2 separate regions of the Homo sapiens genome follow, and region 2 is linked to region 1. Evidence: read pairs that join two places in POLR2A ChIA-PET (ENCODE). Cell type or tissue: MCF 10A. All regions are shown on one strand.

Region 1 (8,000 bases):
AAGTTTAGAAATTAAAAACTAACTTAAATATAAAATAGCTTGTAGAATAAGGATATAAAGAGAGAAAATATTTTTGTACAGCTGTATGATGTATGTTTTTACCTAAGTGTTATTACAAGAGTCCAAAGTTTAAAAAATTTTTAAAGTTTATAAAGTTATAGTAAGCTAAGTTTAATTTATTATTACAGAAAATCTTTTTCATAAATTTAATAGAGCCTAAATGTACAGCATTTATCAAGTCCACAGTAGTGTACAGTAATGCCCTAGGATTCACACTCACTCACCACTCACTCACTTATCCAGAACAACTTCCAGTCCTGCAGGCTCCATTTACTGTAAGTGCCCTGTACAGGTGGACCATTTTTATCTTCAATACCATATTTTTATGGTGCTTTTTCTTTGTTTAGATATATTTAGATACACAAATACTCATCATTGTGTTCCAGTTACCAACAATATTCAGTACAGTCATGTGCTATACAGGTTTGCAGTCTTGGAGCAATAGGTCATACCACATAGCCTAGGTTAATAGTAGGCCGTAGCACCTGCTTTTGTGTAAGTGCACTCTATGGTATTCCCACAAGGATTGAATTGCCTAATGAAGCATTTTTCAGAATGTACCCATTGTTAAATGACGTATGACTATACTTCCAAGATGTTGTCCACCAGCAAAGCCCATTAGAGACAGCACCCAAGGTTTGTGTTGAGTGTTGGTTACGCAGACATCCTCTGTTTAGCACATATCAAAATTCCAGAGTCCCAGAAGGAAAGCAGGCTCAGCATAAACCACCTTGTTTGTACACCTTGTGTGCATAGTGAGCTGCTCTTACCTGTCCTGGGAATGCTAGGAGCCCTCCTGAAATGGACACTCTTCAAATGCCAACTGAGGTCAGCCCCAGAAGCAGCCTGTTCTGAGCATGGCAGTCTCAGGCTTGCTGTGTTCACTCTTTGCTGCACACTGTGCTGTTTTGTTCTTTCTCTTCTGCTTATATACATTTTTAGGTAGATGATCAGGATCATTTCCTGGGCTGCAAAGGCCTCCTTTTAGAGGGCAGAGGGGGTTGTTACTGATGGCAAATGCTAAGCAAGCATGTGTTCATGTGTGTGCACGCATGTACACTCAGTAACATTTGAAAATCACAACATGACTAATCCTTGCCATGTAGAAATGAGGGGCTGGGGCCTTCCAGTGTTCAAAGAAACCCAGACTTATTTTTGAACGTTCCCTGTTGTTAGCTGAGATTTTTAAAAGAAATCTCCAAGCCAAACGAAACCTGTCTGTGAGCTACTCCCGGACTGTGGATTGCCAGCTTTGCTTCAGGTGGGAGGGAGCCGTCAAGGTCTTTAGACAGATATTCTGTTAATTCCCTGGGGCTGCCAGAACAATGTACTGCACACTGGGTGGCTTCAACACCAGAACTTCATTGTCTCCCAGTCCTGGAGGCCAGAAGTCCGAAATCAAGGCACTGGCCGGGTTAGTTCCAAGGGCTGTGAGGGAAGGTTCTGCTCCAGGCCTCTCTCTGACGTATTACAATGTGTGGGTGCCCAGCCTCATGCTCACGCAGCGTTCTCCTGTGTGCATGTCTGTCTCCAAGTTTCCCCTTTATGTAAGGGCCCCAATCATATTGTGTTAGGTCCTGCCCTAATGACCTCGTTTTAACTCCACTACATCTGTAAAGGCCTTGTCTCCAAATAAGGCCTTATTCTGAGGCACTTGGGGTTAGGACTTCAACATATGCATTTTGGAAGAGGGGACACACTGTAACCCATATCCACAGGATACCAACAGAATCGTGTAAGATTTGTATTAAGATCTCTCCAGGGATACCAGCAAGGAGGTTATTGCTGTAGTTTAGGGTAAAGATTATACTTTATATTAATTTATTAACCTATATTAATAATATAAATGTGTATTCCAGGCTATTGGAAAATCTTCCAGCATCAGGTACAAAAAAGAATCCAAATGTGAAACTGGCAGAAATTTTATAAACAGAAAATAATAATTACTTTTTTAAATTATTTTTGTTGGCCATAAAAGTGATAATTTATGGAGCATTGCTGAATACAGGGAGTTTAGGTAGCTACCCCCATTCCCTCAAAATAGTATGTTTATGAGACAGCACTCTGGAATTAGGGTGTAATTGAGAATGGAGTGAAGCTACCAACTCACTTCACAGTCTTCACCCGTATGATTTCAACCTCAGCCGTATTGGAACATGCTCTAATCATCCAAACCAAACAGCTGAAAGACGGCAGATTTAAAGTCCAGAAAGAAATTATATCTGGTACAGATTCAGACAATTAACCGGCCTAGTATTACTCTTTAAAATTGGATTGGAATAATTTCAGCATCATTGGGATCTCATTTGCATATATCCTCAATTCCACAAGTTTTATCCCCTCCAAATGCCTCTGAACAGCTTTGTGATGTGCAGTCAGCTGATGCCTCTTTGTAGCTCCATAGTTGCTCATTAACCTGTGGTTTCCAGAGAGACTTCTTAGGATAGTCATTCTCATGAATTAAATCTGAAAACTTAACTGAGTAAGAGTGACCTGTTAGCAATGGTCGTGGGATATTGTTTAGAAAAATCAACCGTGTATTATTTTACTTGGCAGAGAGTTAAAATATCCAAGTGGGAGTTTACTAAAGAAGTTGCAGCTGACCCTTGACTATAGTTTTATTGGCAAGTTTTGCTAAATTACATATTTTTAAGTCTAGCTTACCATGAATGCCTTATCTCCCAATATAGCAACTGCTTTCCCTCTGTTACAGGATGTATTGTGTTGTCTGATTGCTTCAGTTAGCCGTAATGGAATATCACACCTGGTTCATGACTGTTTGTTTTTTTCCCAAACATTAAGTATTCTCTTAAATATTACTAATATAGTTATTAATATTCATCAACTAAGGTAAGTTAAAAGTCAGAAGAAAACATAGTCAGCTTTTTGTATTGAGCCAGTGAGCACTGACCTCTGCGGAGAGCTTGGGAGGTTGCAGCGCCTCATGTCTGTAAAGGAGTGGAATCTCTGGGATCTGGGTGAAGATTGAGTCACAGTCTTCTTTTTCTGCTGCTTTAATGATCTGGAGGTTTACTTAGGCCCAGTCCCTGTTTTCTGCTCTCAGCACAGTGGTATTGCACATTTTCTGGTTGTCTCTTTGTTGGAGAGTAAGAGGATTTGTCATCAGCCTTTGTAAAATACGCAGCCTGGGGCCCTAAGATCAGTGCCAGCTAGAATTCCACTGAGCCTCACCTAGATCTTTATCTGAAGAGTTACGATGTTCACACAGAGGACAATTATGATCTAAAACATTAGCTTATTCTTTCTGTTCAAACTTAATATAATAAATGCCGTTAAAAATGAAAATCTCCAAAAATTGATAAGGTTATTCAGCTCTCTTGAGTGACTTTCTTTTTTCCACCAACAGTTGTCACACTCAAATGCTATTGTTGAGTGAAGGACCCTTGGAAACCCCCACAAAGGCCTTTCCAGTGCAGTTACAATGCCGTGCTTCATGACTTCCTGGGCCTTATTTGAAGGTCTCTTTGGCTTCCCGTGTGCCCATAGCTGCCTCCTCTGAACTTTGTTGTTCACCACTGCACCTGTCTCACAAGCCAAGGACTCAGTTTCCCTTAATTCACTACACCTTGTCGATGCAGTTCTCTTTCCTGAATGCCATTATTTGTGGTCGTTTTACTAGCGAATCACTCGTATGTAGTCCCGCTGACTTCCTTTGGGCTGGAAATCTGCCCTTTCATAGCTCTTTCAAGAGCCTGCCGGAGCCCTGTGTGGATGCGGTCCCTTGTCGTCCCTGCAGGACCCCATATGCCCATGATGCATTCAGGGAGCACGCTCTGCCGGCCCCTGGGCTAGATGCTGCACATACTGGGGATGAGATGAGGGTTTATCCAGGCTTCCTATCCAGGGAAGAGGCCCTTACACTACTGAGATAAATGCAGCATTGGGAGCAAGCAGAGGGTCACCCAACTAATTTGGGAAGGTCAAGGTGGTCTTTCCCTGTAATGGTTTTCCATTTTATTATCAGTATACTTAGAACCTCTTACTACAGCTTATTGGCTATTTGCCTTTGGGATTTGAAACATGTTACTCCACTTGACCCATGAACAACTCCAGGGTTAGAGGCATGGAACCCTGCACAGTTGAAAATCCACATGTAACTTTTGACCCCCCAAAACTTAATAGCCTACTGTTGACTGAAAGCCTTACCTGTAACATAAACATTTGATTATTATTTATTTTTCGTGTTATATGTATGCTATACTGTATTCTTACAATGAAGTAAGCCAGAGAAAAGAAAATGTTAAGAAAATAAGGACAAATATATATATACATAAATATAAATATATATATTTATGTATATATATATATATATATTTTATGAGACGGAATCTCGCTGTGTCACCCAGGCTGGAGTGCAGTTTCACGATCTTGGCTCACTGCAGCCTCCGCCTCCCGGGTTCAAGCAGTTCTCCTGCCTCAGCCTCCCAAATAGCTGGGATCACAGGCGCGTACACCATGCCCAGCTAATTTTTGTATTTTTAGTAGAGACGGGGTTTCACCATGTTGGCCAGGATGGTCTCGATCTCCTGACCTTGTGATCTGCCCACCTTGGCCTCCCGACGTGCTGGGATTACAGGCTTGAGCCACCGCACCCAGCCAAGAAAATATATTTCCCATTCATTAAGTGGAAGTGGATCATCATAAAGGTTGTCATCCTGGTTGTTTTCGCGTTGAGTAGGCTGAGGAGGGGAGGAGGGGTTGGTCTTGCTGCCTCTGGGGCTGTGGAAGCGAAAGAGGTGGAGAAGGTGGAAGGGAGGCAGGAGAGGCAGGTGCATTCGGTGTAACTGTTACCGAAAAAATCTGCGTATTAGTGGATCCACACAGCTCGAACCTGTGTTGTTCAGGGGTTAACCGTACTTTCTTTTTAGGATTTTTACTTTGTCTTCAGTACAGTGCCCTGATCCATTCTAAGGAACATCTGATAAGCCATAAAAATCCAGGTTTTTAAGATTTAAAAAACTGCTGTTTCATTAGTAAAGCACTGAACACAGAAAAGTAATCTGAACACAGAACAATAATCTTTTTAAGCAAGAAACCATTAGTCATGGATGTTTTCATTCAGCAAACAGTTGGGTGCCAACTCCGTGCCCCTCACCACCCACCCCACCCCCCCCCGCCCCTCATCATGCCAAACCCCTTCTCTCGAAGAGGCAGAGAAGAGTCTGACCTGCCCCTCCCCACCTCACCAGTTTCTCAGGGGCTTCACAACTGCACCTGGCAAAATAAGCCACAAGGAAGCTTCTGGTTGCTTTGGGGAGCATTAGACCCTCTCACTCTGACTGTGGTTTAGGGATGAGGGGTGGGGGGTTCTGCAGAGTAGCTGGTCAAGCCACGTGACCCTATGCTGTATGTGACCCTGTGCTGCTCATGGCTTATGACCCTACAGTGCTCGTGACCCTGTGCTCCTCATGGCCCATGACCCTACAGTGCTCGTGACCCTGCGCTGCTCATGACACATGACCCTACAGTGCTCGTGACCCTGTGCTGCTCATGGCCCATGACCCTACAGTGCTCGTGACCCTGCGCTGCTCATGGCCCATGACCCTACAGTGCTCGTGACCCTGCGCTGCTCATGACACATGACCCTACAGTGCTCATGACCCTGCGCTGCTCATGACACATGACCCTACAGTGCTCGTGACCCTGCGCTGCTCATGGCCCATGACCCTACACTGTTCGTGACCCTGCGCTGCTCATGGTCCGTGACCCTACACTGCTTGTGACCCTGCGCTGCTCATGGCCCATGACCCTACAGTGCTCGTGACCCTGCGCTGCTCATGACACATGACCCTACAGTGCTCGTGACCCTGCGCTGCTCATGGCCCATGACCCTACACTGCTCGTGACCCTGCGCTGCTCATGACACATGACCCTACAGTGCTCGTGACCCTGCGCTGCTCATGACACATGACCCTACAGTGCTCGTGACCCTGCGCTGCTCATGACACATGACCCTACAGTGCTCGTGACCCTGCGCTGCTCATGGCCCATGACCCTACACTGCTTGTGACCCTGCGCTGCTCATGACACATGACCCTACAGTGCTCGTGACCCTGCGCTGCTCATGACACATGACCCTACAGTGCTCGTGACCCTGCGCTGCTCATGGCCCATGACCCTACACTGCTTGTGACCCTGCGCTGCTCATGACACATGACCCTACAGTGCTCGTGACCCTGCGCTGCTCATGACACATGACCCTACAGTGCTCGTGACCCTGCACTGCTCATGGCCCATGACCCTACACTGTTCATGACCCTGTGCTGCTCATAGTCCGTGACCCTACAGTGCTTGTGACCCTGCACTGCTCATGGCCCATGACCCTACACTGCTCATGACACTGTGTTGCTTATGGCTCATGACCTTACACTGCTCATGACCCTGTGCTGCTTGCTGATGGTCTTTTTATCCTTAATCTGCCCGGAGTTTTGCTTCCATTAAGGATTGTTCTCCGTCCCCCTCTTCTGCCCTGTCTTCCCTCCCCACTCCTTTTGTCCCTCTACCCTTACTCCCTTGCCCTTCTCTCCCTGGCCTCCCTGCTGAATCCCCCATGCCTGCTGCTTCTCCTGCCCCTCCACCTGCACAGTCACTGCCTCTAGAGTCCTTGCTCGTCCAATTTAATGTTTTCTTGTGCAAGAGGACACTTCAGTTTCCTTCTCAAATGCCCCATATGTTGTAAGCCTAGTTTAGGCACTTGCAAACACAGCTTTGCCTTAGAAGTTCTTTTCCAAACTATTACAAGACTCAAACAAGAGCACCACATACCAGGTTTTACTCCCCCCTCTTCTTTGTTACCCCTTCATCCTGTCTCCAGCCTTAAAATGGAAGGGGCCCTCCAGTCTCAGGACCAGCCCCTCCTTTTCTTAGTTCTTAAGCCTCCCCCAGGTCCCTTGCCCCTGGCTTTGCTCTGTCTGCCTGTCACAGACTCTCAAACTGGCACCCCAGTTTGAGCTCCAGACCTGCATGTTCACTACTTATGTGGCATCCGCTGGGACATTTCAAGACAGAAAGCGTCCAGAGTCAGGCCTGTGATCTTTTACCAACCTCTTCCTCCCCAGTGCACCCTGTCCCAGAGAACACACCTACCTAGCTGTGCAAGCCGGGAGCTGGGGGTCTTCCAGAGCAGCCCACCTTCTGTGATCGTTGGGTCCCCTTTACAGGCCTTGTGCATTCGCATCCCGTAAGAGACCTCTCCCAATCAGTGTTAATTACCCTTTTTCTCAAGAACTTCCTAAAGTTCAGCCGCCTCCTCAAAGACATCCTAATGAAGTAACAAGTGTGAATTCTTCCTTTTCTTAAAAAACAAAACAAAACAAAAAACCTTTCCCATTCCATTTGGGAGTGTTGGTATCATTTAACTGAAAATAATCTGTATTTTATTTATGTGTAAACATTTTCCTTTCCACATGTACCTTTTTGCGTTTTGTAATATTTAAGACTTTATGGACATTATATACTGTGAATAATTATAACATTAATGGGTTTTATCTGCAAGTTCTTAAAAATAGCATGGATGGTGTCTGTTTAATTTTGTTTTTTTTTCTGTTACATTTTCACTTTGCAAATGCATTTGATAAAAACTGTAGTAGTAATTTCATAGTTCAGAGAAGTGTAAGACGTACTATCAATAATAAACAGAGTTCTACTATGGGAAACTAAAAAAGACATTCTTACCTCGTGGCCCAACTTAATGGGCTTTGTAGATATTTCTGATGTCTGTCTTCAACCTAAACTCTGTCAGTTTAGAAATCCTGTATTACTTGGTTTTATTTTCCAATCATTTTAATGATTTAAAAATAGGTATATAAAATCCTAATCGCAGTGATATACGACTTCACACACATTAGGATGACTATTACCAAAACAAAACAGAAAATAAGAAATGTTAGGGAGGATGTGGAGAAATTGGAATCCTTGTG
Region 2 (8,000 bases), 240 kb before region 1:
AGGTGATCCTCCCGCCTCAGCCTCCCAGAGTGCTAGGATTACAGGCGAAAGACCATGTTTCTTAAAAAGAAAGAGGAAAGAAGCCCAGGCATGGTGGCTCGTGCCTGTAATCCCAGCACTTTGGGAGGCCGAGGTGGGCAGATCACCTGAGGTCGGGAGTTCGAGACCAGCCTGACCAACATGGAGAAACCCCATCTCTACTAAAAATACAAAATTAGCTGGATGTAGTGGTGCATGCCTGTAATCCCAGCTACTCAGGAGGCTGAGGCAGGAGAATCCCTTGGACCTGGGAGGCGGAGGTTGCGGTGAGCCGAGATCGTACCATTGCACTCCAGCCTGGGCGACAACAGCGAAACTCCGTCTCAAAAAAAAAAAAAAAAAAAAAAAGAGGGAAGGAAGGAAGGAAGGAAAGAAGGAAGGAAGGAAAGAAAGAAAGGTAGATCTATGTCAAATAGAAAAAAACCTAGTCTTTCAAATTTTCCTAATAGATTAAAAGACAAACAAGAGCACAGATTACGATGTGGGGAAAACACTAAGATCCACCACTCTTTATCCACCCATCACAGTCAGCCTGGAATTAGAGCTAATTAGGAAGAAAGGAAAGACCATTCCTGATACCTGCTGGGTGCTAGCCACATGCTCCAGTTTCTCCGTCTCCTGCACCCGTGAATGGGCTTCTGGAAAGCACCAACCCCTCTTCGTCTTTCAGTAGCTTTGCACCTCCTGCACATGGGGGAGCTCAGCATAGGTTTGCTCAGTTCAGGTGACAGGTAGGTTAGAAATGGATTGGGAAAGGTGTTGAAAGTAAGGCTGAGGAGGTTACAATTTATAATCTAATAAGAGCCGTTGTAAGATCTTGAAAAGGCTTTTTTCTCCTTTTATTTTTTTTTTTTTTTTATTTTTTATTTTTTTTTGAGACGGAGTCTCGCTCTGTCGCCCAGGCTGGAGTGCAGTGGCGGGATCTCGGCTCACTGCAAGCTCCGCCTCCCGGGTTCACGCCATTCTCCTGCCTCAGCCTCCCAAGTAGCTGGGACTACAGGCGCCCGCCACTACGCCCGGCTAATTTTTTTGTATTTTTAGTAGAGACGGGGTTTCACCGTTTTAGCCGGGATGGTCTCGATCTCTTGACCTCGTGATCCGCCCGCCTCGGCCTCCCAAAGTGCTGGGATTACAGGCGTGAGCCACCGCTCCCGGCCTTTTTTCTCCTTTTAATTAAAAGTGGTTTGGTTAGCATATTGCAGGTTTTCTCAGCCACAGTACTATTGGCATGTGGAGCTAGATCATTTTTGTTTTGGGGGGCTGTCCTGTGCCTTGTAGGATGTTTAGCAGAATCCCTAGCCTCTACCCACTACATGCCAGTGGCATCCCCTAGTTGCAACAACCAAAAATGTCTCCTGGGGGCATAATTGCCCAGGTTGAGAACCACTAGGGTGTTAGGGGGAGTGCTGAGCCTCAAGGCAGGGGAGATCAGAGGAAGAAGAGCCAAAAAACGTGGGTGGATGGAAGAGACACTAATTCAAGTGTGGTCTAAGAGTAGTGATTCTCATCACTGTTGCCGTGTTGCACAGTATTTAGGAGCCTAATATACAAGTGTCATGTAGTATTGAACTAAAAATCCACAGGAACAATTCATGAGGCATTCCCGTTTGTTTCTTTTGGAAAAATATAAAATCTGACATTGCTTGGAGAAAACCGGAGACAGACTTGTCAGGAAAAGGTTATGGCCACGTGTCCTTTTGCCCGAAGACATTTATCCTTTACGTAACTGGCAATACCAAAAGTAAGCGTGCTTTTTAATGAAAATTGTCATTTTATGGTTACAAAGCTTTCGGTTTATTGTACAAGAGAAAAATTTCCTACAGTTAATGCTCTAATTCCCCCCTGCTAAGGAGTAAATTGTAAAAATACATGCTGTTACTCTTTGAAATGTGGAGTGATGTTCCTTCAAGTCTAGAGGATGCTGCATGAAATCAGCTTCAAGACAGGCTTGAGGTGACAAGAACATGAAATATATATTACATGCAAACACTTTGGTTTTGGAAATCTGCATGTTTATTCCAATGGCATCAGCTGATACTGTGTTCACTGTAACCTAGTAATGTCACAGCAGCATCTGGGGGCATATAATTGTGTCAGAGCTGCTGTTTACCCAGTTAAATGAGACAGAGATTAGGTAAGGTTTGTGCTACTTATCGTTCATTGCCATGGCTTCATCTTCCTAATCCTCCTTATTTTTACCCCTGCAAGAAAGAACAGTTCTAATATCTTCTTGTTTCTGAGTATTGATGATTGGGTTATGTGGATACTTCTGGGTAGATGTCCATTTGGAAAAGATGCTTGCTGAGTGCCCTTTGTACTGACAATGGTGGAAGAAATTTCCTGATTGGGATCTGGCTCTTGATATATGATCCTTAGAGGTAATGTCCCTGTGGATGGTGCTGCCAGTCTGACCCCTTGTAAGACTTCACAGATATGCTTGGGATCATTAGAGTGGGTTTCATTTCTATCACAGAAGGAGTTGATATAAGGTGCAGGAAATCTACTCCTATTTTCCAAAGTTAGTTTCCAGTACAGTAACACATCCTGTGTAATTTTTTACTTAAAATTCATGTTTCATATGCCATTTTTTTTCTTTATGAGAGACAGAGTCTCACTCTGTTGCCCAGCCTGGAGTGCAGTGGTGCAATCTCGGCTCACTGCAGCCTCTGCCTCTCAGGTTTAAGTGATTCTCCTGCCTCAGCCTCCTGAGTAGCTGGGATTACAGGCACACGCCACTACACCTGGTTAATTTTTGGATTTTTAGTAGAGACAGGGTTTCACCATGTTGGCCAGGTTGGTCTTGAACTCCTGACCTCAAGTGATCCACCTGCCTCAGCCTCCCAAAGTGCTGGGATTACAGGCGTGAGCCACCATACCTGGCCAACCATCTTGGATTTGTCATTCAGCACAGCATGGAAGTTGGCGCCAGGCATCTTGCTTCTTTGTACAATATTTCCATTTCCTGAGATCATGCCACTTGAGGGAGGCCTGCCTGGGTTTCCACCAGCTCCTTCCCTGGCTTTCGGTCCATTCCAGCTTCTCCGAACAGAACTCTGTCCCTGCTTGGGGGACCAAGAAGGCACAAGGGCAAACCCACACATGAATGAAGTTTGTGGGTCATTTAGCATGAAGCAAGCATCATGGCAGAAGCTGTTTGGGAAGAGCTGGTCTTTCTGGTACTCCCCGGTCTGTTCACTGTCCTCACCCCTTCTCCCACATGCCCTCTCCCCTTCTCCCACATGCCCTCTCCCCTCCTTCTCCTTTTCTTTCTTTCCTCCTTCATTTTCTACATGACATAACAACCTTCAGGTAGCAAAACATCTGCTAGGAGTCATCCTGGCTTTTGTGTGTAAATCTGGTTTTTAGGACGCTCTTTAAAGAAAGTTTTATCTTAGGGGGCCAGGAGGATGGCAGGAGTGCTGTCAAATAGCCTCAGAGCAATATGTCCAGGAGCCCAGGCATCTGCTAGAAAAGCACGTGTAGCTGCAAAGATAAGGGTTTCTATCAGTCAGGGAATCAGTAAGTTCTCTCCTACTCACCTGAGGGCGTGCAGTCCCGCACCCTAGGAAGCAGTACACGGCAACATACCTTGCTGCTGGGCTGGGCTGCAGTGCTTCAGTGCTGCTGCTCACTAACCTTGTGCCCTCGGGTAACACGCTGGCAACCTGGGCCTCTGCTTCCTGATTCATAACTCAGGGATGACGACAGCAAGCTCCCTCATCAGGCTGTGGTGCGGGTTAAGCGAGTTTATAAATTGAAAATGCTAGCTCATAGTCCACATTCAAGAAATGTCAGCTGTAATAATATCATTATCCTTGTCCTCAAGGAACTTGAAAACTAGTTAGACAGATGGAACATCTGTGAAAGAATTACAAAAAAGAGTCAGCCCAGGTGTGGCGGCTCACGCGCATAAACGCCATGGAGTTTAAAGAAGAATGAAATGTTTCAGCATCTGAGCTATCAGATAATGTTAGCAGAGGACGGAGATTATGTTAGAGCTTGCAAGTTGTTAAGCCAACAAACATTAAGCACCTATTCCTGTGACTCACTCACCCAACTGGGTGTTTGCCATATGACTCTGATTTTGCCAATCACGTTTTGCTAATCCTAAAACGAGGCACAATTCAGATCTTTATGCTAGGTACTGGGCTAAATAACCTTCCATGCATGATGCCATTTTCATCCTTTCAACAACCCCGAAATAAGGTTATATGTATATATATATATACGTGTATATCTACACGTGTATATATGTATATATATACACACACACATATATGTATATATATACATATTGATGTGTATATATGTGTGTGTGTGTGTGTGTGTGTGTGTGTGTGTGTGTGTGTATATATATATATATATATTTTTTTTTTTTTTTCTGAGATGGAGTCTTGCTCTGCTGCCCAGGCTGGAATGCAATGGCGCAATCTTGGCTCACTGCAACCTCCGCCTCCCGGGTTCAAGTGATTCTCCTGCCTCAGCCTCCTGACTAGCTGGGATTACAGGCGACCACCATCACGTCCAGCTAATTTTTGTATTTTAGTAGACACGGGGTTTCACGATGTTGGGCAGGCTGGTCTGGTACTCCTGACCTCAAGTGATCCACCCGCCTCGGCCTCCCAAAGTGCTGGGATTACAGGCATAAGCCACCGTGCCCGGCCGAGGTAGTAATAATTTTATGGATAAAGAAATTGAGGTTTTGGAGCTGTTAGTTTGTCTAAGATCAAAGCACTAACACATGGCAGAGCTTAGAATGGAGCAGGATCACAGATTGCCTGATGGCAGAGCACGCAAAAGAGGAGGAGGTGGGAGGCTGGGCACAGTGGCTCATGCATGCCTGTGATCCCAGCACTTTGGGAGGCCAAAGTGGGAGGATCGCCTGAGCCCAGGAGTTCAAGACCAGCTTGAGCAACACAGTGAGACTCCATCTCAACTAAAAAGTAAAAAACAGCTGGGCATGGTAATGTGCACCTGTAGTCCTGGCTACTTGGGAGGCTGAGGTGGGAGGATCACTTGAGCCTGAGAGTTTGAGGCTGCAGTGAGTTATGATCCTGTCACTGCACTCCAGCCTGCGTGACAGAGTGAGCCCATGGGGAGGAGGGAAGAGGATGTGTGAGGTGTGACAGTCTGGACAGAGAGGGAGCCTGGAAGAGGTGTGGAGGGCAGGGACCCAATGAAGCCAATATTCTAGTGGGAACAGGGCATCTGTGGGGGAGCCTGAGTGACATATATAATGTGAGACTAATGGGCTACCGGCAGATAAGAGCTCATTTCAGCTTGAGAGAAGGCAGCCAGACAAAAGGAAGTAGCAGCCATGCGGATGTGACCTGGTGAGGGCTCAGAGTCGGGGCAAAAAGAACAAAAAGGAAACAGTGAAGTCTAGGGGACCCCTGGAAGGCAATATTGACAGGTGTCTGTGACAGCTTGGATGACGATGGTCAATTAGAGAGGGAGGGTGAGAGTGATCTCAGAGTCCTTGCCTCAGCAGTCCTGAAAATAGTGATCTTCAACCAGGCCAGGAAAACAGGGAAGGTGGGTGGGAAAGGAGGTGTTGTTTTACACACATTAAGCTTAGGGGAATGTGTGGGAATCTTGTAAACATTTGGACAGACAGAGACTGGGGTATATGGGGGAGTCCAAGCCTGGAGACAAAGATTTGAGAATCAGCCATGCAGAGGGAAAGGCTACATCTGCAAGGCAGTGGCTCACGGCTAAAGTAAGGAAAAGTGGCCACAAAGGGAAAAAGAGTGGTTTGGATGGTTACAGGAAAATCAGGAAAACAGAAACAGTGTCTCAAGGAAGAATGGCCCTCCACATGAGATAGGTCAGCAATCACTCAGGTCCTGTGAGGAAGCACACTCGGACTCAGTGGACTGTGAGGGTGGAGGAATTCCCCACCTGCCTCTGGGTGATGGAGAATCTACCTGGGAGGCTTGTGGATGACAGGTGGAGAGGAAGAGCAGTGGGTTTTTTGTTTTTCTTTTTCAGAGACAGAATCTGGGTGTCACCCGGGCTGAAGTGCAGTGGCACCATCAAAGCTCTCTGCAGCCTCGAACTCCTGGGCTCAAGATACTTCTGCCTCACTCTCCCAAGTAGCTGGGACTGCAGGCACACACCACCATACCCAGCTAATTTTTGAATTTTCTGTAGAGATGAGGTCTCACTATGTTGCTTAGGCTGGTCTCGAACTCCTCGGCTCAAGTGATTCTCCTGTCTCAGCCTCCCAAAGTGATGAGATTGCAGGCATGAGCCACTGTGCCCAACCTCCAAGTCTTTGTTAAAAACTAATTTTTTATTGATACATGATAGTTATACATATTTCTGGAGTACATGTGTTATTTACTTATTTATTTATTTATTTAGAGACAGAGTCTCGCTCTGTCGCCCAGGCTGGAGTGCAGTGGTGCAATCTCCACTCACTTGCAAGCTCCACCTCCCAGGTTCACGCCATTCTCCTGCCTCAGCCTTCCGAGTAGCTGGGACTGCAGACGCCCGCCACCATGCCCAGCTAATTTTTTGTATTTTCAGTAGAGGCAGGGTTTCACCATGTTAGCCAGGATGGTCTCGATCTCCTGACCTTCTGATCCGCCCGCCTCAGCCTCCCAAAGTGCTGGGATTACAGGCACGAGCCACTGCACCCAGCTGGGAACCACCATTCTTTTCTCTAACTCCATGAGATCAACTGTTTCAAGTTTCCTACATATTAGAGAGATCATGTGGTATTTGTCTTTCTGTGCCTGGCTTATTTCATTTCACATAATGTCCTCCAGGTCAACTCATGTTGCTGCAAATGACAGGATTTCATCTTTTATGGCTGAATAATAGTCCATCATGTATATGTACCATATTTTCTTTATCCATTCATTTGCTGATAGGCACTGGGGTTGATATTTTGGCTGTTGTGAATTGTGCTCCAATAAACATACAAGTACAGTACCTCTTTGATATGCGTCTTTCTTTTGGATATATACTAGCAGTGGGCTTGCTAGATCAAAGGTAGTTTTGATTTGTAGTTTTTTGAGGAACTTTCATATGGTTTCCATGGCTGTATTAACTCACATTCTCACCAACAGTGTATATCCCCTTTCCCTGTATCCTCACCAAGATTTGTTATTTTTTGTCTTTTTGACAATAGCCATTGTAACTGGGGTGCAATATCTCACTGTAGTTTTGCTTTGCATTTTGCTGATGATGAGTGATGCTGAGCATTTTTCATACAACTGTTGGTCATTTGTGTGTCTTCTCCAAGCTTTTTTGATTGCTTAGCCTTTGTAGTGTGATTACTTTTTGAGCAGTCTTAATATATGTATAGTTTTAAATTATACATACACACTACTATGATTAGCTAACATCTTAAGTTATATTATTCACCAGGGCGAGTTCACTATTAAAAACAGAGGATTGGCCGGGAATCGTGGCTCACGCCTGTAATCCTAGTACTTTGGGAGGCCAAGGTGGGAGGATTGCGTGAGTCCAGGAGTTCAAGACCAGCCTGGGCAACATGGTGAAACCCTGTCTCAACAAAACAAAACAAAACAAAACAAAACAAAACAAAACAAAACAAAACAAGAGGATTGGAAGGCACAGTGACTCATGCCTATCATCCCAACACTTTGGGAGGCTGAGGCAGGAGGATTGCTTGAGGCCAGGAGTTGGAAACCAGGCTGGTCAACATAGCCAGATCCTGTCTCTACAAAAGCAAAATAATTAAAGTTAGCTAGACACGGTGGTGCATTCCTGTAGTCCCAGCTACTTGAGAGGCTGAGGCAGGAGGATCCTTGGAGCCCAGGAGTTCGAGGCTGCAGTGAGCTATGATTGTACCACTGCACTCCAGCCTGGGCCACAGAGCAAGACCCTGTCTCAATTAACAACAACAACAAAAAAATACAGGATATAATTTTATATTTCAAATGTTCTTGATAATTAAAAAATTATTTTTGGTTGAGCACAGTGGCCCA

What was found. ChIA-PET counts read pairs that join two places held together with the same protein. Peaks named below come from ENCODE experiments on the same cell type or tissue, not always from the same donor. Only the 100,000 strongest peaks of a DNase experiment are listed, where the experiment ranks them.
Region 2: POLR2A ChIA-PET joins it to region 1 with 10 read pairs; 3 of 35 experiments call an interaction of 5 or more read pairs at or near these places.

The regions. Positions count from the first base shown.
Region 1 is chr10:35,543,917-35,551,916 of GRCh38, forward strand. All of the region lies in intron 7 of CCNY (cyclin Y), which reads left to right. Among named protein-coding and RNA genes, the nearest start is that of GJD4, 57 kb to the right of the region's middle. In MCF 10A, a CTCF peak has its summit at 3,042; a DNase peak (open chromatin) is centred at 3,135.
Region 2 is chr10:35,303,414-35,311,413 of GRCh38, forward strand. It overlaps LOC107984220 (a long non-coding RNA gene), which reads right to left and starts at 3,302. Exons shown (of 3, transcript XR_007062113.1): 1 at 2,916-3,302. It also overlaps a transcript of CCNY not described here. RefSeq lists a silencer at 1,404-1,463. In MCF 10A, no CTCF peak of the experiment used is centred here; DNase peaks (open chromatin) are centred at 3,698 and 4,098.